Regions from separate parts of the Homo sapiens genome. Here region 1 is linked to region 2. A link is a loop called in an ENCODE intact Hi-C map of the cell type or tissue named here. Cell type or tissue: uterus. All regions are shown on one strand. Each heading gives the region's core, and the rest is flanking DNA. Links, peaks and the distances in the headings are about the cores only.

Evidence for each region. Hi-C counts contacts between places; a loop is a spot of excess contacts. Peaks named below come from ENCODE experiments on the same cell type or tissue, not always from the same donor. Only the 100,000 strongest peaks of a DNase experiment are listed, where the experiment ranks them.
Region 1: a loop joins it to region 2, with 2.6 times the contacts of the local background. A loop is called at or near these places in 1 of 110 quality-filtered maps.

Annotation. Positions count from the first base shown.
Region 1 is chr10:32,072,218-32,087,630 of GRCh38, reverse strand. No RefSeq gene overlaps it. Among named protein-coding and RNA genes, the nearest start is that of KIF5B, 23 kb to the right of the region's middle. In uterus, for the core only: no CTCF peak of the experiment used is centred there; a DNase peak (open chromatin) is centred at 9,530.
Region 2 is chr10:32,118,378-32,133,790 of GRCh38, reverse strand. No RefSeq gene overlaps it. Among named protein-coding and RNA genes, the nearest start is that of KIF5B, 70 kb to the right of the region's middle. RefSeq lists an enhancer at 10,331-10,830. In uterus, for the core only: no CTCF peak of the experiment used is centred there; no DNase peak of the experiment used is centred there.

The sequences.
Region 1 (15,413 bases), core at 7,092-11,091, 46 kb after region 2:
AGATACATGTAATTGTATGTTAATTGCAGCACTATTCACAATAGCAAAGACATGGAATCAACCTAGATGCCCATAAACAGTGGACAGGATAAAGAAAAGGTGATACATATACACCATGGACTACTATACAGCCATAAAATAGAACAAAATTGTGTCCTTTGCAGCAACATGGTTGCAGCTGGAGGCCATTATCTTAAGCAAATTAACGCAGGATCAGAAAACCAAATACTGCATGTTCTCACTTATAAGTGGAAGCTAAACATTGAGTATACACAAACATAAAGATAACAGCAATAGACACTGGGAACTACTAGATAGAGGCAGGAGAGTGGGAGGAGGGCAAGGACTGAAAAACTACCTATTGGAAACTATGCTCACAGCCTGGGTAATGGAATCATTCATATTCCAAACTTCAGTGCACACAGTTTACCCATGTAACAAACCTGCACATGTACCCCCTGAACCTAAAAGTTGAAAAAAAAATCCCAAAGACCAAATTATTGCAAGAACTCATACTTAAAAAAAAAAAGGACGATGAACTATATTTGAGCAACCTAAGATCTTTTGAATTTAGGAATATTTGTTGTGCAGAATGTGAGTTTTATCAAGTTAGAAGAAAAAACTGGTAGAAAACGGTCACTTCATTTACTGAGTCGGTGATGTTTCCATTCTTCCTACTCAAGGAAAATTTTTAGTCTGGAGGCCTTGCCGTTTAATCCACCTAGATCTTACAATCAACAGAGAAGATGGCTAGAACTCGTCTTCTCTGTTCCATTCTTTTTTTTTTTTTTTTCAGAGACCAGAGACAGGGTCTTGCTCAAAAAATAACTAAAGATAGATCACAGACTTAAATGTAAGACCTGCATGTCTTGCTCTGTTGCCCAGGCTGGTGTGCAGTGGTGGAGTCACAGCTCACTATAGCCTTGAACTCCTGGGCTCAAGCAATCCTCCCAATTTTTTGGCAGAGGTGGGGTCTCTCTAGGTTGCCCAGGTTGGTCTCCGACTCCTGGCCTCAAGCAATTGTCCCTCCTTGGCCTCCCAAAGTGTTGGGATTACAGCCGTGAGCCACTGTGCCTGGTCTGTGCTCCACTTCTATCAAGACCTCAAATGTGGCAACCTCTGTGGAAGAGATATGCAAGATAGGCCAATTTCTAGAAGCCACAGTAACTATTTCTCTGGAAAGTGATATGTTCAAAGTAAAACACCAGGGGCATGCATTAACTATTTGAAAATACATGTTTGTGTGCCATACCTTAAGGAAATCTGACATTAAACCTACAAATCTGAAGACATAAGAGATGAAGAGATGAGGATGAGGTTTTTTTTTTTTTTTTTTTTTTTGACAGAGTCTCACTCTGTCACCCAGGCTGGAGGAGGGCAGGTGTGTGATCTCAGCTCACTGCAACCTCTGCCTCCCAGGTTCAAGTGATTCTCCTGCCTCAGCCTCCCAAGTTGCTAGGATTACAGGCATAAGTCACCACACCCATCTCATTTTTATATTTTTAGTAGAGACAGAGTTTCTCCATGTTGGCTACACTGGTCTCGAACTCCTGACCTCAAGTGATCCACCCACCTTGGCCTCCCAAAGTGCTGGGATTACAGGCATGAGCCACTGCGCCCGGCCAGGATGAGATTCTTCAACCTCGTTTAAGATAATTAGGTGTATGCATAACTTTGGGGGAACAAATAAGTGATAAAAAGCCAAGTTTTCCATACCACATCTATCTTAAAAAATCTCCCGTCACAAAGAATCAGGTGGCACAAGTGTCAGGCATGATTTGGGAGGGAAAGAGAGAAAACTAGTCAGAAGCTTTTGAATCATTATCACTCCTAAGAAAACAATTTCTGGAGCAACAGGGCAGTGGTGTCCACTGATTCTTAAACTTTGGTATAAATTGGAATCACAAAGCAATTTTGTTAAAAGTACATATGCCTGGGTTCCATCTCTGGAGATTATTCCTGTAGGTCTTGGAGTAGGGGTGTGGATGTGGAAAGGAATCAGGTATCTGCATTTAAAACATGTACATGCATTTGTGGGGTGCCATGGTTCACACCTGTAATCCCAGCACTTTGGGAAGCTGAGGTAGGAGGATTGCTTGAGCCAGTAGTTTGAGACCAGCTGGCAATATAGTGAGACTCCTGTCTCCACAAAAAATAGAAAAAATAGCCTAGCATGGTGGCATGAGCCTGTAGTCCCAGCTACTTGGGAGGCTGAGGTGGGAAGATCAATTGAGCCCAGGAGGTTGAGGCTTCAGTGAACTGTGATCATAACACCATATTCCAGCCTGTGCAACAGAGCAAGACCCTGTCTCAAAATACACATACGCACACACGCACAGACAGACAAGTAATGTTGATACCAACAAAATCTGGGAATCACTAAAAAAAGGATTACCGAACTCTGTATCTCCCAAATTCCCAAGCACCCAACTGCAACTGTCGTCTTTTTTTTTTTTTTTTTTTTGAGATGGAGTTTCACTCTTGTTGCCCAGGCTGGAGCACAATGGCATGATCTTGGCTCACTGCAACCTTTACCTCCCAGGTTCAAGCAATTCTCCTGCCTCAGCCTCCCCAGTAGCTGAGACTACAGGTGCCCACCACCACGCCTGGCTAATTTTTGTATTTTTAATAGAGATGGGATTTCACCATGTTGGCCAGGCTGATCTCAAACTCCTGACCTCAGGTGATCCACCCACCTTGGCCTCCCAAAGTGCTGGGATTACAGGTGTGAGCCACTGTGCCTGGCCCAACTGTCATCTTTTTGTGTTGGTGTTCATGTAGTGTTTTCTAATGGAAACACTTGCTTTGAATCCTTCATGGTTAGAGTAAAATTCTTCCAGATGTCTGCAATCCCATTATTTTCACATTCTTCCCGTCTCTTCCAATGAGGTGACATGGAAAACTAAGAATAGAAACAAATGTGCCTTTGGAAGATGTGTTAGTCCAGATGCACGGAGACGTGGCTGCCAAGATGGGATAAAATGTGCAAGGGTCTTACTAAGGAAAATGACTAGTGAAGGAAAGTGGAGAGCAGCTGGAGAAATCTGGGGAAACGCTCAAGCCACAGGCAAATTTGACTCTGAAAGAGGAACAGAGAGAGAGAATCTTTGGTAGAGGTGTCCCAGACCACCATGTAGTCCATTCAGCTAAGTTGTCAAGGAGTCCCCAGGCCAAAACTGGTCATCAGAGGAGCCTCCTGTCTTCTAGGAACAGGTGTCCCCAGAATCCCTGCTGCACTGTCATTGGCTGGGAGCAGCCTAAGGGAATGGCGCCCCTGGAGCCATGGATTTCAGATCCAGCAGCTGGGCCCTTATTCAGTCGCAATCCTTGCAGCTGAACTGAGACATTCTCATGGCTGCCACAGAAGAGCTCAGTTTTGGTTGACAAACTGAGAAAAGAGAAATGAGGACTATGTGACAAAGTGTTATATGTTGGTTGCTCTGATCAGCAATAAGACACACCCCACCATGTTTGCTTTTGAACATTTTTATTATTTATTTATTTATTCAAGACAGGGTCTTGCTCTGTCGCCCAGGCTGTAGTACATTGGCGTGATCATAACTCATTGCAGGCCTGGTGTGGTGGCTCAGTCCTGTAATCCCAGAACTTTGGGAGGTCGAGGCGGGTGGATCACTTGAGGTCAGGAGTTTGAGACCAGCCTGGCCAACATGGCAAAACCCCATCTCTACAAAAATACAAAGAAATTAGCCAGGCATGGTGGTGTGTGCCTGTAGTCCCAGCTATTGGGAGGCTGAGGCAGGAGAATCGCTTGAACCCAGGAGGTAGGGCTTGCAGTGAGCCAAGATCATACCACTGCACTCCAGCCTGGGTGACAGAGTGAGACTCCATCTAAAACAACAACAACAAAAACAACAAAAACTCATTGCAGCTTCAACCTCCCCAGACTCAAGCAATCCTTCCACCTCAGCCTCATGAGTAGCTGGGACTATAGGTGCATGTCACCACTCCCGGCTAATTTTTTAAATTTTTTGTAGAGTTGGAGTCTCAGCATGTTGCCCAGCCTGGCCTTGGACTCCTGGCCTCAAGTGATCCTCCTGCTTTGGCCTCCCAAAGTGCTGGGATTACAGGTGTGAGCCACTGCACCTGGCTTGAAATTTTTTTTAATTAAAGAACATTACTCTAGTGGTCCATTAATCTTTCTCCTCTCCTTCCCTTTTCCTTTCTCCCCACCCTTCAGTCCCCATATTAGGATGTGGAGAAGTTCCTAATTTACATTTATTTATTTATTCGGTTTAACCCCACATTACCTGTCAGCTTTTAATTCTCTGATATTCTCCATCATCAGTCGGTCTCTCAGCCCACTGAGCACACCACACATATACCACTTTCTCCATCTGGGTTTATGCTGCCCTGCCAATCTGGAATGACCCTCTGTCAAGACAACACATCTATACTGGCTGGACAAAGAGCTTGCGTCAGGAGAGGTAGGGTGGTCTGGAGTGTGGAAAGCTGAAGACCACCACCTACCAGTCATTTCTACCCCCCTTCCTTCCCCAAGGCCTGTGGCTTTCCCATTGATTTTGTATTCCTCTCAGCATCTGGTTCAAACTGAGCATATGGTAGGTAGACAAAGCACACAGAAATTCCTCTGCAAAGACGGCCACAAAATTCTATGCATGAGACTCAAACAGTCAAATTTCTAGAGTTTTCAGCGAAAGCTTCAACGTCCAGAAGAAAGTGGAAAAAATTAAAATTTGTGCAGAGAGTGGAGGTGATAACTTCTAACTAGCATGCATAGAAAACTTGTGGTCACTCATTATCTGTGAGATATCATTTCGTGAACATTCACAAGTGCAAAACTACATAATAAAGTGAAAGTAGATGACTCTTGGTGCACTGCCTATGGGGTAGCCCTGTTCCAAAGGGGCAGTCAATCCACCAATCAATATGTTGATTCTAATACAGATGATGTTATTGGTTACTTTGGAAAGATCTCAAGTGGATTGATGTAAACATCTTTGCAAATTTAAATTGCCTATAAGACAAGGGCTTCTTCACTTATCTATAGCTTTTTTTTTTTTTTTTTTTGTGATGGAGTTTTGCTCTTGTCGCCCAGGCTGGAGTGCAATTTTGCAATCTCGGCTCACTGCAACCTCCACATCCCGGGTTCACATCATTCTCCTGCCTCAGCCTCCCGTGTAGCTGGGATTACAGGCACCTGCCACCACGCCCGGCTAATTTTTTGTATTTTAGTAGAGACAGGGTTTCACCATGTAAGTCAGACTGGTCTTGAACTCCTGACCTCAGGTGATCCACCCTGCTCGGCCTCCCAAAGTGCTGGGGTTATAGGCATGAGCCACTGTGCCCAGTCCACTTATCTGTAGATTAATCATTAACCTATTTTGTAGCATCTATAACCTAATATATCTTATTTTTAAAGATTTAGATTCTTTCTACCTGTGTGATAATCAGAATTCTATAGACAATGACCTTGAGAAAAAAGTGACTTTGAAGTTAATTGTATCTTCTGGAGATTCTCTTGCTTATCAGTGAAATCTTGGAATTTTTTTTCTATAATTAATAATGTAAGCTTCCCACCTGGAGAAGAGAGAATTCACATCATTCCAGTGGACATGTTATATTACTCATTCATTAAATTAACAAAGCAAAGAAGATTCTAGAAAAGGTTGCTTAAATATGGCATTTTGCACACTCCTGGCCATTGTTAATACCTTGGATATTCCTGTATATGTTACATACAGTCATGGACTCTCAGACAGATCCTGGGATGACAGACTGTCGATGACTGTAATTACTGATAACATTTCCATAGGATAGATGTTTATTGTTGTTTCCTGAGCACCCAGCAACTTATTAGGATGTCTAATCCCTGCCATTTTAGAGATTCCTTTCCACATGGTATCTATTTACCCTCCAATGACACCGTGCTTACCATTTCAATCTGAAGTTTCCAAAGCACTTTACAAAGTGACTAAATATAACTTGTATCCCAAGAAGTCTTTTCAAGAGAAGGGTTGCAGATAGTTCTCATTTTGCACAGTTCCCACAGGCCCGAATTTCAGTTACTGCAGTTTAGTTAAATAACAACAGTCCCCCAACAACCTGGTTCGAATTTCAATTCCATGCCTTACAATATGGCACTCCTTATTTTTGCAATTGCATAAAGTACAGACTTTGCCACTAGGTCTTCAGTCCACACATCACTACATAAGTAACTGATGTGCACTGTGATCAGTGGCCAATCACATCACTTATTTTCATGTCTGTGCATTTTTGGTCACTGCACATCTGTTATTCGGTTCATCTACAGATGGCAAAATGGGGAGGTGTGTTGCCTCCCAGGGATAAATTCACATGACATTTTACACAAATGGGTAATAGAAAGAAGGAACTGGCTAACAAAGATGAAAATAGAGCAAAGAAATAAGAAGTGATAATTCTGGACGTTAAATTAGAATAGTGAACACTTCAGCTATAGAAGAAATAACCTGTTGCTGGGCATGGTGGCTTATACCTGTAATTCCAGCACTTTAGGAGGCCGAGCTGGGTGGATCACTTGAGGTCAGGAGTTGAAGACCAGTCCGGCCAAAATGGTGAAAACCTGTCTCTACTAAAAATACAAAAAATTAGCCAGGTGTGGCGGCACACGCCTGTAATCCTAGCTATTCCAGAGGCTGAGGCATGAGAATCACTTGAACTGGGGAGGTGGAGGTTGCAATGAGCTGCGATCACGCCACTGCACTCCAGCCTGAGTGACAGAGTGAGAGTCTGTCTCAAAAAAAGAAGAAGAAATAGCTGTCCATGGGAATGCTGACCCTGCTACCATTAGAGCCTTCAACATGCAGCCAGAGGAACTTAGTTAAGGTGACTTAATTTAAATGAGAAAAGCAATATAACAGAAAGAATGAAGACGTCACAGAGGCAAAAAAACTTTACACTAAAGGAACTCATGAAGACACTGCATGATATAAAAGCACAAAGGATAAAATGTCAGAACCTGACCCAGACTTAGAAAGGTACATGACAAGACCGGGCACGGTGGCTCACACCTATAATCCCAGCACTTTGGGAGGCCAAGGTGGGTGGATCACTTAAGGTCAGGAGTTCAAGACCAGCCTGGCCAACATGGTGAAACCCCGCCTCTATTAAAAATACAAAAATTAGCTGGGTGTGGTGGCACACACCTGTAATTTGGGAGGCTGAGGCATGAGAATCACTTGAACCTGGGAGGTGGAGGTTGCATTAAGCCAAGATCACGCCACTGCACTCCAGCCTGGACTACAGAATGAGACTCCGTCTCAAAATAAAAAAAGAAAGGCACATGACAACAGAAAACATTCTCACTTCATATTGTAAGTTACATGGAGAGAAAGAGACAAGCACTGTACAAACTATGCTTCATAAGTTTTTTACAAAGAAATAAGACACTTTAATGTGTAATGTTTCTAATGTTTTAACTTATATTATTCATTTTACTATTTTTTTCATTTTCCTATACCTTTATAGCTGACAGAGAGTTTTTACTGTTTTGACAAACTTTTTTAAAGGTTATGGAACAATTGTAATTTTTCCCATTCATAGCTAACATTGCTTTGCATGGCTTTATACAGTCATTCTTTGTTTTGTTTTGTTTTGTTTTTTTGAGATGGTGTCTGACTGTCACCTAGGCTGGAGTCCGGTGGCATGATCTTGGCTCACGGCAACCTCCACCTCCCGGGTTCAAGCGACTTTCCTGCCTCAGCCTTCCCAGTAGCTGGGATTATAGGCGCATGCCACCATGCCTGGCTAATTTTTATGTTTAGTAGAGACAGGGTTTCACCATGTTGGCCAGGCTAGTCTCAAACCCCTGACCTCATGTGATCTGCCCGCCTCGGCCTCCCATAATGCTGGGATTACAGGTGTGAGACACCGCACCTGGCCTGTACAGTCATTCTTATGGTGCTACATGACTGTGCAAGGTGAGGACTGCCTGTACAAATTTAAAGGGTTCAGAATGTCTGGTAACAAAGCCATATAAATCCATATTCCGCCGATTGTCTCTTCTTTTACAAAAACTACTCCTTTATTCTACTGTTACAGATAGTCATTTCTAAACTTTTCTATGCAAGGAAGCAACTGTTTTTAAATGTTTTTCAGAGCAGAAGCCATTACAAAGCATACATGTTTCACATGTTTGACCACAGATACAGTGCAATTGGGAAGGTAATTTCTTGTGTTTGGAAGTTGCAACCTTCAACTTTCTGGTCTTCTCCTCATGTATTCTTTGTCCTCTACTGTGCCTCCTGTGGAAGTGAACTCCCCAAATCCTATCTATAGCCCTGGGTGCTCACTAAGACAACATTACTGAACAAGCAGGGATGAGCCCATGACATCTCATTCACAACATGTCTAAAATCCATGTCTTTATTCTTAAAATCCTCCCTCCTGACTTACTGATTTTGTTATTTTTATTTTTATTTTTGTTTTCTTGAGACAGAGTCTCATTCTCTTGCCCAGGCTGGAGTGCAGTGGTACAAATATAGTTCACTGTGGCCCCGACCTTTGAGGCTAAAGCGATCCTCCCACCTCAGCCTCCTGAGTAGCTGGGACTACAGGCATACGCCACCATGCCTGGCCAGTTTTTGTCATTTTTCTGTAGAGACAACATCTTGCTTTGTTACCCAGGCTGGTCTCAAACTCCTGGGCTCAAGTGATCCTCCTGCCTTAGCCTCCGAAAGTGTGGGGATTACAGGCATGAGCCACTGTGCCTGGCCACATATTTATTTTGATTGATTATTGCTTTTTATTTTGGCTATTTGAATTTCAAAATTTGGAGTTAAAAACTCCTCATTCTTCCTTTTACATAATGTACCTTTAAGATATCTGTTCATTGGTAGATTAATTTAAACTAATTAAACTGTACACTTATTTGTGGATACCACTGCACTAAGGGTTTTAAAAAAATATTGTTTTCTTTTTTCTTCTCTCTTTTTTTTTTTTCTTTTTTTTGAGATGGAGTCTTACTCTGTCACCAGGCTGGAGTGCAGCGGCGTAATCTCGGCTCACTGCAACCTCTGCTTCCCGGGTTCAAATGATTCTCCTGTCTCAGCCTTCTGAGTAGCTGGGGCTACAGGCGTGCGCCACCACGCCCAGCTAATTTTTGTATTTTTAGTAGAGACAGAGTTTCACCATGTTGACCAAGATGGTCCGATCTCTTGACCCTGTGATCCCCCCACCTCGGCCTCCCAAAATGCTGGGATTACAAGCATGAGCCAATGTGCCCAGCCCTCTTTTCTTTTCTTAAATTTTTTTCTTTTTGTCTCTGCTGCTTGAATCAGAACAGTTTAGAGGTATGAATATTCCACATGTATATACATATATGCTTACTTATGTAAATGAATATATGAGAAGGGGAACTGGAATTGTGCTCATGGTTTGAAGGAAAGGTGAATGAAAGAGAAAAGCTTTCTATCCACCATGACCTTTATGCTGTCAAAGCAGCCAGTGGCGTGGCAGAGACAGAATTCCCTTGAGGCTTGCCCTGACACTAAATCAGGCAGGAACGCCAAGGGATGAGTCAGAGGGTGGACTGGGATCTGCTTCTCCCAGCCTCCACTAAAAGAATGAAACTTTGAGGCATTTCACAAGGGCATGTGGACCCTCAAGTCGCCAGGGTACATGTGGCCATGAAAATGTGTAACCATGACTACATCCCTGCTCTGGTCTCTCAATGCCAGCGTCATCCACTCCCAGGAGATGTCCTAGACCATCCCCTCTTCCCACTTTTCATACTACATCAGTCTTTTTGTTCTGTGGGCAATATTGGAATTAGGTTTTCACGGAAATAAGTGGTTAGATGATCACAGCTTGGCAGACAAGGAGAATGGCAATTCCATAGACAGAAGTTCCTCTTTTTATTTTTTATTTATATTTTTTGTAGAAACAAGGGTCTCACTTTGTTGCCCAGGCTGGTCATGAACTCTTGGCCTCAAGCAATCCTCCTGTCTTGGCTTCCCAAAGTGCTGGGATTACAGGCGTGAGCCGAGATCACAACACTGCACTCCAGCCTGGGTGACAGAGCGAGATCCTGTCTCTAAAAAAAAATAATAATAATAATGAAGAAACAAAATGCTTTTTCCTACTTTCTTTTTTATTTTTTTGAGGCAGAGTCTTGCTCTGTCACCTAGGCTGGAGTGCAGTGATGTGATCTCGGTTCACTGCAACCTCTGCCTCCTGGATTCAAGCAATTCTTCTGCCTCAGCGTCCTGAGTAGCTGGAATTACAGGTGTGCACCACCATGCCCAGCTAATTTTTGTATTTTCAGTACAGACAGGGTTTCGCCATGTTGGCCAGGCTGGCCTTGAACTCCTGACCTCAGGTGATCCGCCTGCCTCGGCCTCCCAAAGTACGGGGATTACAGGCATGCGCTACCTTGATGGCCAATTCACTTCACTTTTGACACTACCTGGAAACAGCATCAGATCCCTTAAGCCTGCGCGACTTCAGTTGCCAATCTTTTTTTTTTTTTTTTTTGAGACAGAGTTTCGCTCTTGTCTCCCAGGCTGAAGTGCAATGGGGGTTCAAGCAATTCTCTAGCTTCAGCCTCCTGAGTAGCTGGGATTACAGGCACCCGCCACCAGGCCTGGCTCATTTTTATATTTTTAGTAGAGACGGGGTTTCACTATGTTAGCCAGGCTAGTCTTGAACTTCTGACCTCAGGAGATCTGCCTGCCTCGGCCTCCCAAAGTGTGGGGATTACAGGCATGAGCCACCGCGCCCACCTCAGTTGCCAATCTTAAGGACTAGTTTGGCACCTATACTTCTGATCGACCTGCTAAAAAATCGGAATTTCCACACAACTCTCTCCTTAGGTTCCATTAATTTGCTAGGATGCCTCACAGAACTCAAGGGAACACTTTACCTACATTCATCCAGTTATTATAAAAGATATTACAAAGGATGCAGGTGAAGAGCCCAGGGAGAGATGCCGAGGGTAAGGCACATGAGAAGAGTCTGGGAGTTTCCTCCAGGAGCCTGCATGTGTTCACCACTCTGGAAGTTCCCCAACCCTGTCCTTTTGGGCTTTTAGGGAACCTTCATTACGGACGCATGATTAATTAAATTACTTGCCATTGGTGATCAACTTGACCTTCAGCCTTTCTCCCCTCCTTGGAAGTTGAGGAATGAGGCTGCAAGTTCCAACCCCCTAGTTTTGTCTTTTTAGGGTCCTCTAGCCACCAGTCATTTTATCCAAATATGAAAGACACTTAAAGGCCAGGGGCAGTGGCTCACGCCTGTAATCTCAGCACTTTGGGAGGCTGAGGCAGGAGGATCGCTTGAGGCCAGGAGTTCCAGACCAGACTGCACAACATAGCAAGACCCCCGTCTCAAAAAACAACAACAACAACAAAATATATATATATATAAAATGACCTGGATGTGGTGGTGCACATGCCTGTAATCCCAGCTACTGGGGAGGCTGAGGCAGGAGAATCACTTGAACCCAGGAGGTGGAGGTTGCAGTGAGCCGCCACTGCCCTCCAGCCTGGGCAACAGAGTCAGACTCCATCTCAAAAAAACAAAACAAAACAAAACAAAAAAACTTACCATGACATTACAATAATTTTAAAAGTATAATGTTATTAGGGAAAAGTGTACTGATGTCTGTAATTTAATTAGAAATGCACCAAAAAGAAGGTGGATCAATGTATGGATAGAATGAGTGATAGCTGTCAGGATACATGATAAAGGGAAGATAATTTCCCACTAGTTTGCATTTATTTCTCTGGAAAATTAAATAATCACAATAATAAGAAGGCACAATAATAATATTTTGTAATGATATGTATCTCAGATATACCTGATATCTTTTTGTTTGGTTTGGTTTTTGTTCATTTTTGATACAGGCCTCTCTATGCTGCCCAGGTCGATTTTAAACTCCTGGGATCAAGGAATCTTCCTGCTTAGACTTCCCAAAGTGCTGGGATTACAGGCATGAGCCACCTTGCCCAGCCTACCTGATGTCCTTACCGTGTGAGATTTCATTTCCCTTTATGCTGAAGTATAAATCATCTGAACCTTCATCCTATATGACTGATAGAAGTCTAATATTTTTATTATTAATAATGATTAACTTTTATTGAGTACTTATTATGTGCCAGGTCCTTTGATTTTTTTTTTTTTTGAGATGGAGTCTTGCTTTTGTCACCTAGGCTGGGGTGCTACGGCACGATCTCGGCTCACTGCAACCTCTGCCTCCCGGGTTCAAGCGATTCTCCCGCCTCAGCCTCCCAAGTAGCTGGGATTACAGCCACCCACCACCATGCCTGCCGGGCTAATTTATGTATTTTTAGTAGAGATGGGGTTTCACCATGTTGGCCAGGCTGGTCTCTAACTCCTGATCTCGTGATCCACCCGCCTCAGCCTCCCAAAGTGCTGAGATTACAGGCGTGAGCCACCGCTCCTGGCTCCTTTGATCTTTAAACAAGAAAACACACAATACACATATACATCTATAAGAATAATCAATAATTTTCAAAGACAGCAAAGAGCAAAGCCATATTTAAGAAAGAAATATTATCCTAAAGAAATCAATTTACAGGAATATAGCTCCTGCAATGAAGACAAATGTTTGAAATACTATGCAGAACAGCATAACCCCTCATTTTGTTGGATCTTTTTATTACAAAATAGAATCTTTCTTACCAAAAAATCTACCATCCTGTTTTTCCAAAAACCAAGAAAGAAAGGAACAGCCTGCTCTCACAGAAAAATCTAAGTCTCCCTTTCTGGTAACATGAAGTGGAGTGTTTGAAATTGTTCAGTTTCTCACAATTGTAAGGATCCCAGGATCCAGATAATCAGGGTAGAGTTATCTGAGCTCCTTTCTTTCCCTTTGGCCTAGAATGGAGACCCCCAGGCTTGAGAGGAGTCTCTGCTGCATTTTCCCCTCACCATACAAGCAAGCCTTTGAGGTCCCAGTTTTGTGTTTTTTTTTCACTTTTCAACATCTTAATAGGAAATTAAGTATCAAATTTTCTGAGCTATATAATTGAAAAATTCATTTGGGATAACAGTAACACTATAAACTTACTGTGAAATTATAATTTTTAAAGTATAGTGTTATATTTAGGGAAAAGTGTATTGATGTCTGCAATTTAATTGGAAAGGCACCATAAAAAGGTGAATCAATGGATGTAAAGAGCAATAAATAGCTGGGTGAATACATGATAAAGAAAGGATAGTGAAGTGTTAATTGTAGAATCTAGGCAGCAGGTATACAGGTGATCACTATAAAATTCAACTTTGCTGTAAATTTTTAAATTTATATGGTGAAGGCATATATAAATAGATTAATAGAATCTTCGAAGCTTTCATCTCAGAAGTCCAGAAACACACCCATGAATATATGGAATCTTGTTGTATGACAGTAGAATCATAAAGTTTTGAGAAATAGTACTTGGATGGGAGAAATAATGAATGATTTAATAAATGGTGCTGAAGTCTGTTCATTTAAAAAAAATTAGATTTCTATCCCAATTAGCCTTACAGTCTAGTGTTTTCCATTGAACTCTAAGTTCCATGACAGCAGAGTCTAGATCTATTTTTCCTCCTATTATAATCCCAGGGCATGGTGTTTAGTAGGTGGTCAATAAATACTTGTCAAATGGTCAAATGAAGAATATATTAATGAAGACCTTAGTCCTGGAAGATATGCTGTGGGTTGTAGGATTCCTGTGATCTGTGCTGTTGCCAGGCATTGTAGGAAAGAGCCAAGCAGCTGAGTCTGGAATCTGTCCACTTCCCTGTTCCTCCTTAGCTGAGCTAAAGCAACTGTCACACTGACTGCTGGTTGCAAATAAGCAAACTTAATGATAAGTGCTATGAGGTTGTCCTAGACTTCATTCAGGGCTGACAGAGCTCCCTTGAAGACTTGCTTATAACTTTGGACTTGCAGGAACAAAGTCTGTAGCTGTTTGCGCTTTCTAAATCTGTAACAAATGGGATGGGTGAGCAGGATTTGGGGTGGGGGAGAAATAATGATGTAGAAATAAATGATTGATCCAAGTTCATTGTATATACATATAATATACATCACATATATATGCATTATAGATGTATGTATAAATGTTACATATATTATATATATGTTTGCGTGAAAGAGCGTGTGTGCATAAAGAGATAGCAAAAATTTCTTCCATGAGTTTAGCCAGATCTCACGTACATTTTCCTTATAGCCCTGAAAAAGGAGAGCAAGTTATTTCACAGGGAATCAAATTCGGCAACCGATACTTTGAACTACTTTCACATATTGATTTGATGATTTTGTTGTCAGGACACACATTGTACTTTGATTCTGGTAAGTCATGTGCTTATTCTCAGCACACCACTCATAAAATGAAAAGGCTGCATTTAAATTATAGATACTGCACTTAGAGTTTCCATTTTGACTGCTAAAGTGTGTTTTGTTCCATTGTATGATAAACATTGGTATATACATTTTAGTATAGTTGAACATTTTTTTTTTGGTGGATCATGGGCACAATGCCTCCAAAGCCACAGGGGCTTCCTTTAATCGAGAGACTATTAAAACAAATGTTCTTCTTTTAACATACAGCCATTGAAAAGATGACACATTAAGAAACATGTAAACACTGCAGCTGGTTAATTACAAATTGCACTGCTTGATTTAGTACCTATGCGCTCCCAGGTTTGGGGACCTTAAGAGAGGGGGACAGGGGCCTCCCCTCACCTTTCACAGTTGGATAGAGAAGGCAAGAATGTGGGTACAGTAACAGAAAACAGAAGACCTGGCTTGTGCACAGTGCCTGAGAGAATCAAAGCAAATTCTATCTTCTAGTTCTCCCGGAAGAAAGATTTAAGATGTTAGGAAGGTTGGAAAATGAATGTGTGTTGTCATTTGGGAGACAAAGGAATTGACAAATGCTTCTAGTTAGAATACCAGCTAGGAAAAGGAGGCATACAGAGCTGACCTCATGCTCTGAAAAGGCAAGGAATCCAGAACCTGCCTCCCTAATCCACTTAAGCCCCAACCTTGATCATCAAGGGCAGTGCATAGGTGATCCTGTACGTCACACCTGAACACACGACCCAGCTTAGGGGAAACACCTTGCCTTCTTTGGTTCTGCTGCCCCCAGTCACCCTCCCAGGCCACCCCAAATGCCTCTCCCTCCAGTCTCAGCTCTGATCCGTGAGCCCTGCCAAAGGCCTGAGACTGCACTGATCTCAGAAAACAGGAGTCTTCCTTTCCCACACTAACTGAAAGGTGACACAGGAACCAACCCCTTAACTTTCCAAATTACTGAGAACTCAGACGACCAAATACCGTACCTGTTGGCCAGTGGAGCCTGCTTGGTCTTTCCATAAAGAGAAGGGAAACCAATAGAAGAGTAATGCCTGTCATTTCCAGGGGAGGCAAAAAAGGACAGTAA
Region 2 (15,413 bases), core at 6,826-10,825:
GACTCAGCCTGCCTGCATCCAGGTGAAATAAACAGCCTTGTTGCTCACACAAAGCCTGTTGGTGGACTCTCTTCACACAGACTTGCGTGACAGTGGGGACAACTCAAAGCAGGGAGGGGGCTTCCAGGTCACAGGTAGGTGAGAGACAAATGGTTGCATTCTTTGAGTTTCTGATAAGCTTTTCCAAAGGAGGCAATATGCATCTATTTCAGTGAGCGGAGGGATGACTTTGAATAGAATGGGAGGCAGGTTTGTCCTGAACAATTCCCAGCTTGACTTTTCCCTTAGCTTGGTAAATCTGGGACCCCAAGATTTTCCTTTCACACTTCTCTAGGGCCCAGGAACTGCTGAGTTGGAGTCAGCCATTGTGACTCTTTTTCTTTTCTTTTTTTTCTTGTAGAGATGGAGTCTCACTGTTTGGCCCAGGCTAGTCTCAAACTCCTGGCCTCAATCCATCCTCCTGCCTCAGCCTCCCAAAGTGCTGAAATTACAGGTGTGAAACACTGTGCCCCGCCTCCACTGTGACTTTATTTCCATTCTTTGTGTCTCAGAATCCTCATTTGTAAAATAAAGTTAATAATAGAAGCTACCTGTAGGGCTGTTTGTGAGGATTAATGAATCAAAATGGATGAAGCACATAGAACAGTTCATGGCGCAGGGTAAGAGCTTCATAAATGTTTAGGCATTTTTATGAGTAGGTCAAGAAGAAGGCATTGGTCAACACAAACAGTTGTGCAGACACTGACTATTAAACTGTAGCCGGAGGTAAGGGTTGACTTAAAAGGGAGAAGCTGAGGTAAGTTGCCCTGAATATCCACTCCAATGTGCAGTAGTTGCAAGTGGATTTTTAAAGGCAAAAAGAGGGAGACAGGGAGTGGGCTAAGACAAAGCTGCTTGTCAGGAATTCCCATTGGTTTACAGAAATAACACTGATTAGCTATACACTGTGAAGCTTTAGGGTGTGGGTTATGGTGTCCCATGTGGCATTATTAGATTAATTTATAGCTGCCTGTGGCAATAGCAAGCCATTTCAAGAAATGAATACATAGCTCAAAGCAGGGAGTAGGGCATGATTGTGAGACAGCCAAATGCCTAGGCATATTAAAAGAGGTCCCCGGAGAATCTCCGACCTGCCCCACAAGTGTTTACATGAGATACTTTTGTGCAGATGAGGGAACCTGCCCAGGGCCTTGTCTGAGCCTGCCAACATGCGCACTGGGGGATGGGGCGGAGCCACAGGCAGTGGGAGGAGCCTGGCCTCTTCAGTTCCTGTGTGGCGGCCTGGGATTCAATCTGTGAGGTGGGGGGCCTATTAGCAGGACTCCATCTCGTTTTGCTGTTTTTTTCTTTTTTCTCTTTTCACCCAATAAAATCCTGCTCTACTCACCCTTTAATGTGTCTGCGTGCCTAAATTTCCTGGTTGTGTGAAAAGAACCCACTTACAACTGAACTAAGGAGCAAAATTCTGCAACAATTGCTGCCTGTTTTTAATACCTCTCTGGGCCCAATAATTAAAAGGACTTGTGTTCCTCAGATAAAAGTTCTTTTCTTTTCTCATAACTGAATATTTTTCTTAGTTTTAAGAAGCCATAGGAAAGACGCATTTCTGTAGGAAGTAACTGTACCTATAGCCCAATCTGGATGCAGTTCTTTCCTTCTTCCAAGCCTGGGGGTATGTTTCCTCTGTGGATGAAAAGAGTGAAACTCTGTAAAATATTTGAGGAGATTTATGCTGAACCAAATAGGAGTGACCATGGCCCATGACCCAGCCCTCAGGAGGCCCTGAGAACATGCACCCAAGGTGGTAGGGGTGCAGCTGGGTTTTATACATTTTAGGGAGGCATGAGACTTCAATACAATACATTTAAGAAATACATGGGTTTAGTTCAGAAAGGCAGGACAACTGGAAGCAAGGAGTGGGGTGCAGGGGGTGGGGGAGGCTCCAGGCTATAGGTAGATTTAAACATTTTTTTGTTAACAATTGGGTGAGTTTCTCTAAAGACCTTGGATCAATAGAAAGGAAATGTTTGGGTTAAGATAAAGAATTGTGGAGACCAAAGTTCTTATTTGCAGAGGAAGCCTTCGGGTAGTAGGCTTCAGAGAGAATAGGTTGTAAAATATTTCTTATCAGACTTAAAGTCTGTGTTGATGTTACTGCCAGAGAGGTATAATGAGGCACATCCGATCCCCACTTCCTGTCATGGCCTGAACCAGTTTTTCAGGTTAAATTTTAAGATTGTTCTGGCCAAGAAGGAAGTCAGTTCAGATGGTTGGGGGGGCCTTAGAATTTTATTTTTGGTTTACAGCTCGATTGTCTAGAACAGTGCTTCTTACTCTTGAATGGTATATAAATTACCCAGGATTGTGTAAAAAGCAGATTCTCTCTCAGTAGGTCTGGACACAGCTGAGATTCCACATTTCTTCCAAGCTCCCAGGTGATGTTCCTGCTGCTGGTTCACAAATACTGGTCCCAGGGATCCAGCACAGTCCGCAGAACTTCCGGTGATGATGGAAATCTCTACCTGAGCCACTAATCATATGTGACTATGGACCAATTGAAATGTGGCTATTGAAAACTGAAGTTTTCATTGCATTAAAATGAAGTATAAATGACTGTATGGCAAGTGGCTACCTTACTGGACAACACAGCTCTAGACTCATGCCCAGAAGGTCCAGGTCATGATCTGGATTCTTGTTAGAGACACAGACCAAACCATGTTCAGGACCACATATTACATCTTAGATAATAATGAGGACTCAGCAAAAAGGTGTGTACAGCTCTACCCAGACCATCTACATACCCAGAATGTACAGTCAACACATGTGCTCTGATATCTGTAAATGTCAGTAAAATAACTTTCCTATTTGCAGATAAACTTCCTGGTAGAGCTGTCTGACTGAGTTCCTTCCCTCACCTCTGGACCTGGGGCTAGAACCACTATTGTAGTCTGTGCGTTCGTAAAGAAAAAATAAAAATGAGGTATTTAATTAACATTATTTCTGTGATCTCCTCAGTTCCATAATTTTTACTTCTCAATTGTTTTCTTTGCATGCCTTTAGGGCATGCCCTTGATATCCACAAACAACATAAAAACAGGCATTCTCTGCACGTAAAAAAATGGAAAGTTTGTAAAATTGAGAAGAGTTAAAAAAAGATCTTTATCTGACCAGCTGTGGTGGCTCACGCCTGTAATCCCAGCACTTTGGGAGGCCAAGGTGGGTGGATCACGAGGTCAGGAGATCGAGACCATCCTGGCTAACACAGTGAAACCCCATCTCTACTAAAAATACAAAACATTAGCTGGGCGTGGTGGTGGGCGCTTGTAGTCCCAGCTACTTGAGAGGCTGAGGCAGGAGAATGGCGTGAACCCGGGAGGCGGAGCTTGCAGTGAGCCGAGATGGCGCCACTGCACTCCAGCCTGGGTGACAGAGTGAGACTCTGTCTCAAAAAAAAAAAAAAAAAACTTTATCTGACTACATTGTGAAATAATAATAAAATAACTAGGAATGTTTGATATTCAGGAATTTTTCTCAGGTTGAAAATTATTTCCAAGTGTTTAGCTTTCTTCTGGGTTGTTCCAAATAATCTTTGTGGTTTCTTTTTGTTTTTGAGATGGGGTCTTGCTCTGTCGCCCAGGCTGGAGTGCAGTGGCACGATCTTGGCTCACTGCAACCTCTGCCTCCTGGGTTCAAGTGATTCTCCTGCCTCAGCTCCCCTTTTGTATTTTTAGTAGAGGCAGGGTTTCGCCATGTTGGCCAGGCTGGTCTCGAACTTCCCATCTCAGGTGATCTGTCCGCCTCGGCCTCTCAAAGTGCTGAGATTACAGGTGTGAGCCACTGTGCCCAGCCCAAATAATCTTTGATTTCTGCCAGTGCATTCTTGGGTGAGCTGGATGTGTCAAACATCCTGGATAAATGGTGAGAAGACTTACACCCATATCAGTGACAAATAACTGACTCTGATCCAAAGCATGCAGCCAGGTTCTGAGCAGATGCCGGGGCCTGATGCCTCAGAATTGATAGGAAGAGGAAACCAGCCCTGTTTTTCACTACCTCTTGCTGAGAAATGTATCCATGCTTTTACATGCTCCTGGTGTTACATGGAAGAGATCAATTTCAATTGTCTCCAAGTTACTGTACTGATTTTATAAATGACTCTGCATTTAAGAGGACACTTCACATTTTAGCATGTGAATGGCTGAAACCTTAATAGACAACACTTTATAGTAGGGACAAAGTGAAGAGCTGTTATATTGGTTATGAGAGCTCTCTACTGCAACATAGACTGTCAAATTGAATTTAATAGCAAGGAGTTGACAGCAATCATGAAATAATAGCAATGAGTAGCTACCCTTTATTTCATGATAGTGGAAAGTTTTTTCTATATCCTTATTGCTTTTATAGGGTCTGGGTGTAGTGGTCATGCCTGTAGTCCCAACACTTTGGGAGGCCAAGGCAGGTGGATTGCTTGAGCCCAAGAGTTCAAGACCAGCCTGGGCAACACAGCAAGACCCTGTCTGTACAAAAAATTAAAAAATTAGCCTGGCATGGTGGCACACACCTGTAGTCCCAGTTACTCAGTAGGCTGAGGTGGGAGGATTACTTGAGCCCAGGAGGTTGCGGCTGCAGTGAGTCGAGATCATGCCACTGCACTCCAGCCTGGGTGACAAAGAGTGATCCTGTCAAAAAAAAAAAAAAAAAAAAAAGAAAGAAAGAAAGAAAAAAGAAGTTTATGGAAATGAGATATACTGAGAAACTATCCAATAAATGCCCCCATGCTATACTGTGTTGAAAATAATATGTGTTGAATAAGAATGATTCAATTCTTATTCAAGGACAACATTGAGTTTCCTGCCATAGTGAAAAGGGGGACCCTTGAGTCAACATTCACATAGAAATCAAAGTAGAGTGTAACATTAAATGCCTTTGATGATGGACTATAAAATATACACACTTTGGACATTTTATTATGACACAGCACTTAACAGATTCAACATTAACTCTCAGATGAGAAAATGCTAGCAGCCCAAGGAACAAAGGAGTATTCTTCTCTTTTCTTTTTATTATTGTTCCCTCCCCTTCCCTAATTTCACTTTCTAGTTCTCTCTGCTTTTTAACTATTAGAAAACTTTTATTTGGTACTTTATCCCATATCTTCTTCCACTGGAAAGACATGCCCCTTCACTGGGCATCAAATGTACGCAGCACTGTGCAAGATGCAATAGAAAGGTATAAAGAACATGTTCCTTCCCGTAAGCTTATGAGGTTCCTTCCCATAAGCAATTTAGAATGTATCTGGGGAGAAAACCCTACTAATATGAAGGGGTGTGTTTATAAGGGCCATAAGTGATTGAAAACTACCCACCAATCACACAGAAAAGCTAGAGTGGTTGACTACAAGGAGGAGAAGGTGGAAAAAAAATTCCTTGAGGATTCATGATGTAAGTCTGATGGCTGGGAAGCAACTAGAGAAAACCAGGCTGATTCAGTGAGTGTCTGGGAGAGGCTAAACTCCCCTCTAAGGCTAAGAGTATCTTGCAATGATAGCTCATTTAGACAAAGCAGTCTGGGCAGACAAGGCTGCACAGGTGACGTATTCTGAAAAATTATTCTTTTTTTTGCTTTGTTTTGTTTTGTTTTTTTTGAGACAGAGTCTCACTCTGTCACCCAGGCTGGAGTGCAGTGGCGTGATCTTGGCTCACTGCAACCTCCGCCTCCTGGGTTCAAGCGATTCTTCCACCTCAGCCTCCCGAGTAGCTGGGATTACAGGTGCGTGCCACCACATCCAGCTAATTTTGTATTTTTAGTAGAGATGAGGTTTCACCATGTTGGCCAGGCTGGTCTCAAACTGCTGACCTCATGATCCGCCCACCTCGGCCTCCCAAAGTGCTGGGATTACAGGTATGAGCCACTGCTCCCGGCCCTGAAAAATTATCCTTAAGGAAGCCTGGATTGAAACCTGCTAGGGATGGACAGGCTAGCTCCAGCTCTTCAGCCATACTTGGGCCCATTGCGATCTGAGAGACCAAAACAGACACCTCTTCATCACTAAGATGGATTCTAAGGTTAAGGAAACAAAGTTCCCTGTAAGTCAAGGGTTTGGGCTTACTGACATGGCAAATTTCTAAATTCCTACAGCTTTAAGCTTCCTAGCAATGGGAGCTCGGACCCCTCCTAACTGATTTACAACCCAGACCAGTATAACTCTGTTGGACAGAGGACCAGCCTTAATAACATTCTTTTCTGATAAGCAATTACAGACCGTAAGCCAGTTTTAGCAACTTATAGAGACTGCATACAAACTGTCTTTGTGTCCTACAGTTCACCTTTTGACATAAAAGAGCCAAGTTCCTCCTCATTTTATTTTTTTATATTTATTTATCTATTTATTTATTTATTTTGAGATGAAGTCTTGCTCTGTCACCCAGGGTGGAGTTCAGTGGCGTGATCTCAGCTCACTATAACCTCCACCTCCTGGGTTCAAGTGACTCTCCTGCTTCAGCCTCCCCAGTAGCTGGGATTTCAGGCATCCGCCATCATGTCTGGCTAATTTTTGTATTTTTTAGTAGAGACGGGGTTTCACCATGTTGGCCAGGCTGGTCTCAAACTCCTGACCTCATGATCTGCCCGCCTTGGCCTCCCAAAGTGCTGGGATTATGGACATAAGCCACCACGCCCAGCCAATTCCACCTCATTTTAATGCTAAAGCCCTGCCCCAAAGTGAACACGAGATGTATGTTACAGACATGTTTGCCCATTGCACATGCATTCAGCTCCCCTCATAAATATGTATAGTTTTTCCCCCAAAACTGCTGAATATGTATGTCCTGTGAGGAAAAAAAACCCCAACTGCTCTTCCCTCTTGAAAAAGAGAATACCTTTGTCACACATCAGAGACTGTCTCTTCCCGTTTCGCAAACTGGTATTGATGATAAAGCTCTCCTTTCTACTACTGAGCCATCCTGGTGGTCTTTGGGACAACACCCTGAGTTGGATATCTTCTGCTAAGAAGAAACAACTACATATATGGGTCACAAACCCAAGAGTAATGCAGGGATCTGTGATTGGACCTGAATCAGGCAAACGGGCCCATGAGGATCTCAACCAAACACTTCTGGGTCCTGTGAAACTGCAAATATTTTCATTTTATTAACTGCCTTTTTTGTGCTGGGCCATGTTTGGTCATGTCTAAGCCTAGGGAAAAATGATGGGCTCCTCTTATGGTGGTTTTCTTTTCTTTCCTTTTTTTTTTGAGACGGAGTCTTGCTCTGTCACCCAGGCTAGAGTGCAGTGGCGCGATCTCAGCTCACTGCAACCTCTGCCTCCTGGTTTTAAGTGATTCTCCTAACTCAGCCTCCCAAGTACCTGGGATTACAGGTGCCTGCCACCGCGCCCGGCTAATTTTTGTATTTTTAGTAGAGATGAGGTTTCACCATCTTGGCCAGGCTGGTTTCGAGCTCCTGACCTCGTGATCCACCTGCCTTGGCCTCCCAAAGTGCTGGGATTACAGGTGTGAGCCACCACACCCAGCTTTATGGTGGTTTTCTATAGCACCTCTTGGAGTTATATCTTTGCATTGTGAATTGCATTTTTTTTCCTTTGAGCATATCAACAATTTCCTTCTTTAATTTTATTTTTTAATTGACAAACAGTAATTGTACATATTCATGGGTGACAGAGTGATATTTCTATACATACAACATATGGTGATCAGATCAGAGTAATTAGCATATTCATCATCTGTGAGTGGCATTATTTTTAAATTTTGTTTTTTTATTATTATTTATTTTATTTTATTTTTAGAGACAGGATCTTGCTCTGTCACCCAGGCTGGAGGGTAGTGGTACAATCAGAGCTTATTGCAGCCTTGAACTCCTGGGCTCAAGCGATCCTCCTGCCTCAGGCCTCCTGAGTAGCTAGGACTGCAGGCACGCAACACAACCCCAGATGGGGTCTCATTATGTTGCCCAGGCTAGACTCATACTCCTGGCCTCAAGCGATTCTTCTGCCTCAGCCTCCCAAATTGCTGGGATTACAGGCATGGGTCACCATGTCTGGTTGTATGTGTTGCATTTTTTAATAGAGCATGTTCACAAAAGCATATTATTGAGGTAAGAAAAGAAGGAAGAAAATAAAAGCAGATAAACAGCCAAAGTTTTGGGAAATACAAGAACTAAGGAATAAAAAACGAGAGTGTGATCTTGATGAAAAATGAAATCTTAGAGAATAAAAAAATGATGATCATTTAGGCATTTTTAAAAATTCACTGCTATGAATTAGTGGGATCAAATTAAAATGACAGATGTTGAAATGTACAGTAACAGAGAGATGAAAATATAAAAGCATGTTGGCTCTTAAATCCTTCGAGTTTGAGAACTAAGGGATGCCAGTGAGATTGTGTGGCAACACAGACTTGAAATGTTAAAAATTCACACAAACAATTATTTCCTTTACTCATGGAAATGTCTAGATTGCTGTCTGTTCCACTACACTGGTGAATAGACCTTTGTCCCAATGTCCTTGACACACAGCCTTTGTTGAGATCCCTGAGGGGTTGTGAGGAAGGGGGAAGGGCGGCGTAATGTAGAGAAGTTTAGAGGACAGAATCTTTCTCAACTCAATGTCTTTTGTTAGAATCCCAGGACAAGCTGGGCGCGGTGGCTCACACCTGTAATCCCAACACTTTGAGAGGCTGAAGCAAGCGGATCACGAGGTCAGGAGTTCGACACCAGCCTCTAGCTTGGCCACCATGGTGAAACCCTGTCTCTACTAAAAAATACAAAAATTAGCTGGCTGTGGTGGCATGTGCCTGTAATCCCAGCTACCTGGGAGGCTAAGGCAGGAGAATCGCTTGAACCCAGGAGGTGGAGGTTGCAGTGAGCTGAGATCACGCCACAGCACTCGAGCCTTGGTGACAGAGCAAGACTCCGTCTTGGGGGAAAGAAAAAAAGAATCCCAGGACAAGTCCCAAATGATGGAGTCTCACCCAAGTACATTTTTCAGAAAGCCCTCCTGCTTCTGTGTGAAGCCCAAAGCTAAGAGCTCTCCCGTGCCCACCCTTCCCATATTGGGGCTATTTGTCACTTCAAGTAGCAGTGCCCATTGCTCAAGGCATTGAGTGATCATTGTAATTCTCTAGCCAGCTTCATATATTTTAAATATGATCAAAGAGGAAAAGAAAAGCAATAAAAAGGCACAATTTAGATGTAATCTTTGGCTAGTGAGAAAAAACAATGATACTGGATTAGCCAGGATTCTTTTTTTTTTTTTTTTTTTTTTTTTGAGATGAAGTTTCACTCTTGTTGCCCAGGCTGGAGAGAAATGGTGCAATCTTGGATCACTGCAGCTTCCGCCTCCCAGGTTCAAGCAGTTCTCCTGCCTCAGCCTCCTGAGTAGCTTGGATTACAGGAGCCTGCTACCATACCCGGCTAATTTTGTATTTTTAGTAGAGACGGGGTTTCTCCATGTTGGCTAGGCTGGTCTTGAACTCCCAACCTCAAGTGATCCCCCGCCGTCTTGGCCTCCCAAAGTGCTGGGATTACAGGCTTGAGCCACCGCGCCCAGCCGGATTAGCCAGGATTATTTTGGCTGGAGTGTGTTAAAAGAAAAATCTTAAACAGGCCAGGCATGGTGGCTCATGCCTGTAATCCCAACACTTTGGGAGGCTGAGGTGGGTTGATCACTCGAGGCCAGGAGATTGAGACCAGCCTGGCCAACATGGCAAAACCCCATCTCAATGAAAAATACAAAAATTAGCCAGGTGTGGTGATACATGCCTGTTATCCCAGCTACTCGAGAGGCTGAGGCATGAGAATTGCTTGAACCCGGGAGGCAGAGGCTGCAGTGAGCCCAGATGGCACCACTGCAATCCAGACTGGGCAACAGAGCAAGATCCTTTCTCAAAAAATAAAAAGTAAATGAAAGAAAAATCTTAGACAAATTAAATTTAGCAGAGTTTAATTGAGCAAAGAACTAGGGCAGCCCCTGAACCAGAGGGAGGTAGAGAGAGGTTCCAGTATGGCCTGGTGGTCCGAGAAGATTTATGAACAGCAAAAGGAAAGTGATGTACAGAAAATGGAAGTGAGGTGCAGAAACAGCTAGATCGGTTACAGCTGGGCGTTTGCCTTATTTGAACATGTTTTGAACAGTTGGTCACCTTTGATTGGCCAAAACTTGATGATTGGCACAAGCATAGCTTGCAGTCTGTTCATACATCCAGTTAGTTTACAGTTCATTATGTACAGAGATATCTTTAGGCTGAACTTAAAATAACGTAAGGAGGCAGCTTTAAGCTAAACTTAGTTTAACAAATGATAGAGCATAAATTCAAACTAGCTAAAGCAAAAAGTGGAAATTAGTCAAGGACACCTGTGTGTCTCATGGAGTCCAAGAAGAGAAATGAGATCGGGCCTTAGGGAGGAACAGAACCAGGATCTTAAATCTTTCTGCTGCTCTGCTAGCTGAACATCTGCTTCCTTCCTTCCCTGCCTCAGCCCACCAGGCCCTGAAATCCTACCTTAATCATACCATGTTACTGCTCCAAGCACAGAGATCCCCAAGAGAGGTGAAACTGATGGGAGGGGCAGGCCATCTGGAGCCACCGCTGCCATCACACCAGCTGCAGCAGGGAGGAGTGGCCAGCGCTCCTTGCTCTGTGGAGCCCGTGGGAGCTGGGAACAAGTGGGAGCCTCATCCCTTCTAAGTTGGGGTGAGAGCTTCCTGGGTGCTGCTGCAGCCACCCAAACCTCAGCTGCAGACCTGGGCCTCCCACTCCACAGAGTAGGCAAGATCCCCACGCTCCCAGGCACAGCTGCAGCTGCCCAAACTGCAGCTGCAGACCTAGGCAACCCTGCACTCTTGGAGGCCCAGGAAGTCACCCCCACCGCCACCCTTATAGGCTTGGAAGTGCCTGCTCCACTGCCTGGCTTCTCCCTGTTGTCAGTGCCTGGTCCGATCTTGGAGCAAAGCTGGGGGGAGCCTGCGCACTATGAATGGCAGCAGGAGGCAGACAGATTCCTGGGCAGAAGGGGGTGGGTCCCTGGTGAGGTCCCACCTTCAGGCCAGGGAGGGCCTGAAAGCTGGAAGCTGGGCTCCCAGTCCTGCAGACCAGAGTGGGAGCTTGTGGTGGCTTTTCTGGGCCCATCCATGGCTGCTCACGGACCAATTGTTGCACACTTCCTCCTCTCGGAGGCCCATAAAAGCCCCAAGCTCAGCCAGAACTGAGCAGATGTTAGGACAACCAGCAGCAGAGAGAAGCTATCCACTCTAAGGCCTCCTCTATGCTGAGAGCTTCAGAGACTTGCAGAGACATTGGGACAGCCAGCTGCGGAGAGGAGCAACCCACTCCAGGGCCTCCTCTCTGCTGAGAGCTGCAGAGACAACAGGACAACCTGCCTGCAGAGAAGAACTTCCCACTCCAGAGTCTCCTCTCTGCTAGGAGGTGAACACTCATTAGGACACCCTGGCTGCGGAAAGGAGCTGCCCCCTGCGGGTCTCCTCTGAGCTGTTCTGTTGTTCAGTAAGGCTCCTCTTCATCTTGCTCACCCTCCACTTGTCTGTGTACCTCATTCTTCTTGGTCCCAGGATGAGAACTCAGGGCCCATCAAATGGCAAGACTAAAAGAGTTGTAACATAAACAGGGCAGAAACCTGCCCCCTGCTCATCATGTTGTGGGTGAACAGAATGAGACAAGAGCTGTGGCCTTTTGGGGAGCCCAGACCTGGGAGCTCCCTGAGCCAGGGATGTGACTTTCTCTTTGGGGCCCTGAGGTTCCTGGTGTCTCCAAGCTTCTGGGCACCACTGCAATCCCCAGTGCCAGCTGAGGAAGCTGCTTGTGGTGCACCTGGTCTTGCTGCAGCCTCATGGAGAGCTGGTGCTCATGCCAGCACCTGGAGCTGCTTGCCCCCTGGCTGGCATACCTGACTGTGCACAGAGGTCAGACCTCACACTTGCTCATACACTCCTTGCTGTTCCGCACCTGGCTCACCCTTGGCAGGCATGGGATCCAGGCCGGCAGCATGAGCAGAGTGCAACCTGCCAGGCCAAGTGGGCAGAATGAGCCCGGTGGGCCCAAGCAAATATCGGGCAATGGCCCCACAGCCACAGAGGTTTCCAGCCAGAAAAGCAACACCCAACAATCCTGTAACAAAACTACTCTTTGTTTTCCCCCAAAGCCTTGACATGTCAGGAAGGGCAGTAAGTAGTGGCTCTAAAATCCCTGCTGCTTCTGCATGGGTACCCTTTCCTCTCCCTCTGGAATCCCTGGAAACCAAGATTTCTGACCATATCCTGAAGGGACCTGTGCTTTTGTTTCCTTGGCCTGCTGAAATCCTATTCACCCTGCAGGGTCCAGCTCCAATCTATGAAATTCTTCCACCCCGGTCCTTTGCCTACACTGCTAAGTACGTTATTAATCTTCCAAATTCCTCTCCACAGTGCTGGGAAGAGTCGGCCTTAGCTCCTAGTAGACACTTATTAAGTATGTGCCAAATGGAAGCAAACTAATGGGCTAACAGACCCCCCTCAACCCCAGGACCTCTCACACAAACTATGGCAACATTGACAGCTCTAGGGATTGCCACAAGGAGCTTGTGCCCACACCATTATTTTAAATCAAACAAAGAGGCAGCTATTACAACATGTAAATCCACCCTTTTAGATAGAAAAGGAGGTAAAATAATGATCCAAAGTGTAATCATAGTAGATTCGTTGCCTGACACATACCACAAGTCAATATGCTGAGAGGTTGGGTTGCAGCAGAGAAAAATGTAATCCTAGGGTCACCAAACCAGGAGATGGGAGGGAACCTCAAATCCATCTCCCCAAGGAATTTGAAGTTAGGGTTTTTAAGGGGTAGTCAAACTGGTTGCTGGAATTTAGGGTCTGAGAAACATCTTAAGCAATCCTTAAACAAAAGCCTTATGAGTCTAATGTCAAAGATCCCGTCTGTAGGAGCAATGGGATGCAGACGTCAGCACCTAGTGCACCTGACTTTTAATAACAAGGAAGTAGGTTAGAGTGTAGCCTGATGAACGCTTAATTGTAACTATATTTTTGTCCAGAACTATGGACAAAATCCTTGCAGTCCTTCTCAACCCTGTAGGAATGGTTTCAAAGATAACATTGAAAAGACACAGTCATGTTTTTCCTCCTTTTAAGTGTTTTCATTCAAGTTAAATATCTAAGCATTGGCCTTGTGTGACGGCTCATGCCTGTAATCCCAGCATTTTGGGAGACCAAAGCAGGAGGTTTGCTTGTGGCCAGGAGTTAGACACCAGCCTGGGGAACATAGTGAGACCCCGATCTCTACAAAAAATTCAAAAATTAAAAATAAATTTTAAAAAGCATTTAAGTACCACTTCTGCTCTTCCAAGTCCTCCACTGGTTCCCAGCTTGGCAACTTCAAGGTACCGTTTGATCCCAACTTTAACAGGGGCCACCTCCCTCTTTGTCAAACTTCAAAGAGTAGGATGTAGGAAAAAGCAAACATTTTTTTTTTTTTTTTTTTTGCCAAAATTCTTTCTTTGAAATTTGTTTTTCTGTGATGTCTGGGAATTTCTAGTGAGAAACGATAAAGTAAAATAAGACAATCTCACTCCAGCCTTTGCCTTCAAACCCCCACTTCATCACCTGTGTTTCTGCATCACCCCCAAACAGCTAGTGCTGTGTTCTGACCTTTTCTTTCTCTGCATTCCTACCCTGGCACCAGCTGCAAACAGAGTCAGACATTGCCCCTGTAGGCCTTAAAAACTGATGAACAAAGATAGCCAGATGCTCTCTTCTATTGTGAGGAAATGGGGTGGGGGCATTTTTCCCTGGCAGAGACTCTCAAGTATGTTACCTTCCACTTTGAGCCATAATCACCATCATTCCCAACAACAAAACGGTAGTTCCCCCCACACAAAGTCACTGTGCTGCAAGGACCCTGTCTCCCTTAACGCTGCAAGCCAGTGGCCTATGTCTGCTGGCTCACAGGGACCCCTGGCATCGAATGTCTTACCCAGGGAGATAGTACCCTGTGGTGGGAGCAAAAGTCACCTCTTTTTTTTTTAAATTTATTTTTATTTTACTTTAAGCTCTGGGATACATGTGCAAAACATGCAGGTTTGTTACATAGGTATACATGTGCCATGGTGGTTTGCTGCACCCATCAACCCATCATCTAGGTTTTAAGCCACACATACATTAAGTATTTGTCCTAATGTTCTCTCTCCCCTTGCCCCACAACCCTTGACAGGCCCCAGTGTGTGATGTTCCCCTCCCTGTGTCCATGCGTTCTCATTGTTCAACTCCCACTTATAAGTGAGAACACGTGGCGTTTGGTTTTCTGTTCCTGTGTTAGTTTGCTGAGAATGATGGCTTCCAGCTTCATCCATGTCCCTGCAAAGGGCATGAACGCACCCATTTTTAGGGCTGCATAGTATTCCATGGCATATATGTGCCACATTTTCTTTATCCAGTCTATCATTGATGGGCAAAAAATCACCTTTTTGCTCCTGGCAACCTTTGCCCAGAGCATTCTGGTTTGTCTTTGTGTGTAACAACTCAAGGGAGATGGCTTTTTGTCCCGAGATAGCACTTTCAATATGATGGTGCTTATGTGGTACTCAAGTAAGCACAACATAAACAGTATTGCTGAGAAGGACAGTTCACGTTTATGTTTTAATTTGGTGGAGTATTATTGTTTCTTTGTCATTTGGTTGAATCACCATCTTTGGCTATTTTAGGAAAGAACAGAAAGGGAGCAGTTTTCTGATCCACCTGACAAATTCTGGGCCTGCACTCTCCCTTGGAGTCCACAGGATTTAATTTAAAGAGCCAGAAGACTAAGTTTAAATAGAAAAGGATATTTTGAAAAAAGGCAAAGTGAGACTGTTTTTTTAAATGAAACCTGAAAACGTACCTTGAAAGAGATTCCATGACTAAAGCCGCCTAAGGGAGTTTATTAAATGATTATTCTTTGATTCTTTGTTTCATTTTTGTCTTGGGTAAGAGCAATCCAGGTTTCTCTTCAGAATATGATTTTTTTTTTGACGGAGTCTCCCTCTGTAGCTCAGGCTGGAGTGCAGTAGCATGATCTCGGTTCACTGTAATCTCTGCCTCTCGGGTTCAAGCAATTCTCCTGGCTCAGCCTCCTGAGTAGCTGGGATTACGGGCGCCTACCACCATGCCCGGCTAATTTTGTATTTTTAGCAGAGACAGGGTTCCACCATGTTGGCCAAGCTGGTCTCAAACTCCTGACCTCAAGTGATCCACCTGCCTCAGCCTCTCAAAGTGCTGGGGTTACAGGCGTGAGCTATTGTGCCCAGCCAGAATATGATTTTTGATACCATTATTAGTTGGACTTCATATTCTCTTTCACCATCAGCAAGCAATTTTGTTTTCTATATAGTTATAATTTATTTACAAACAGA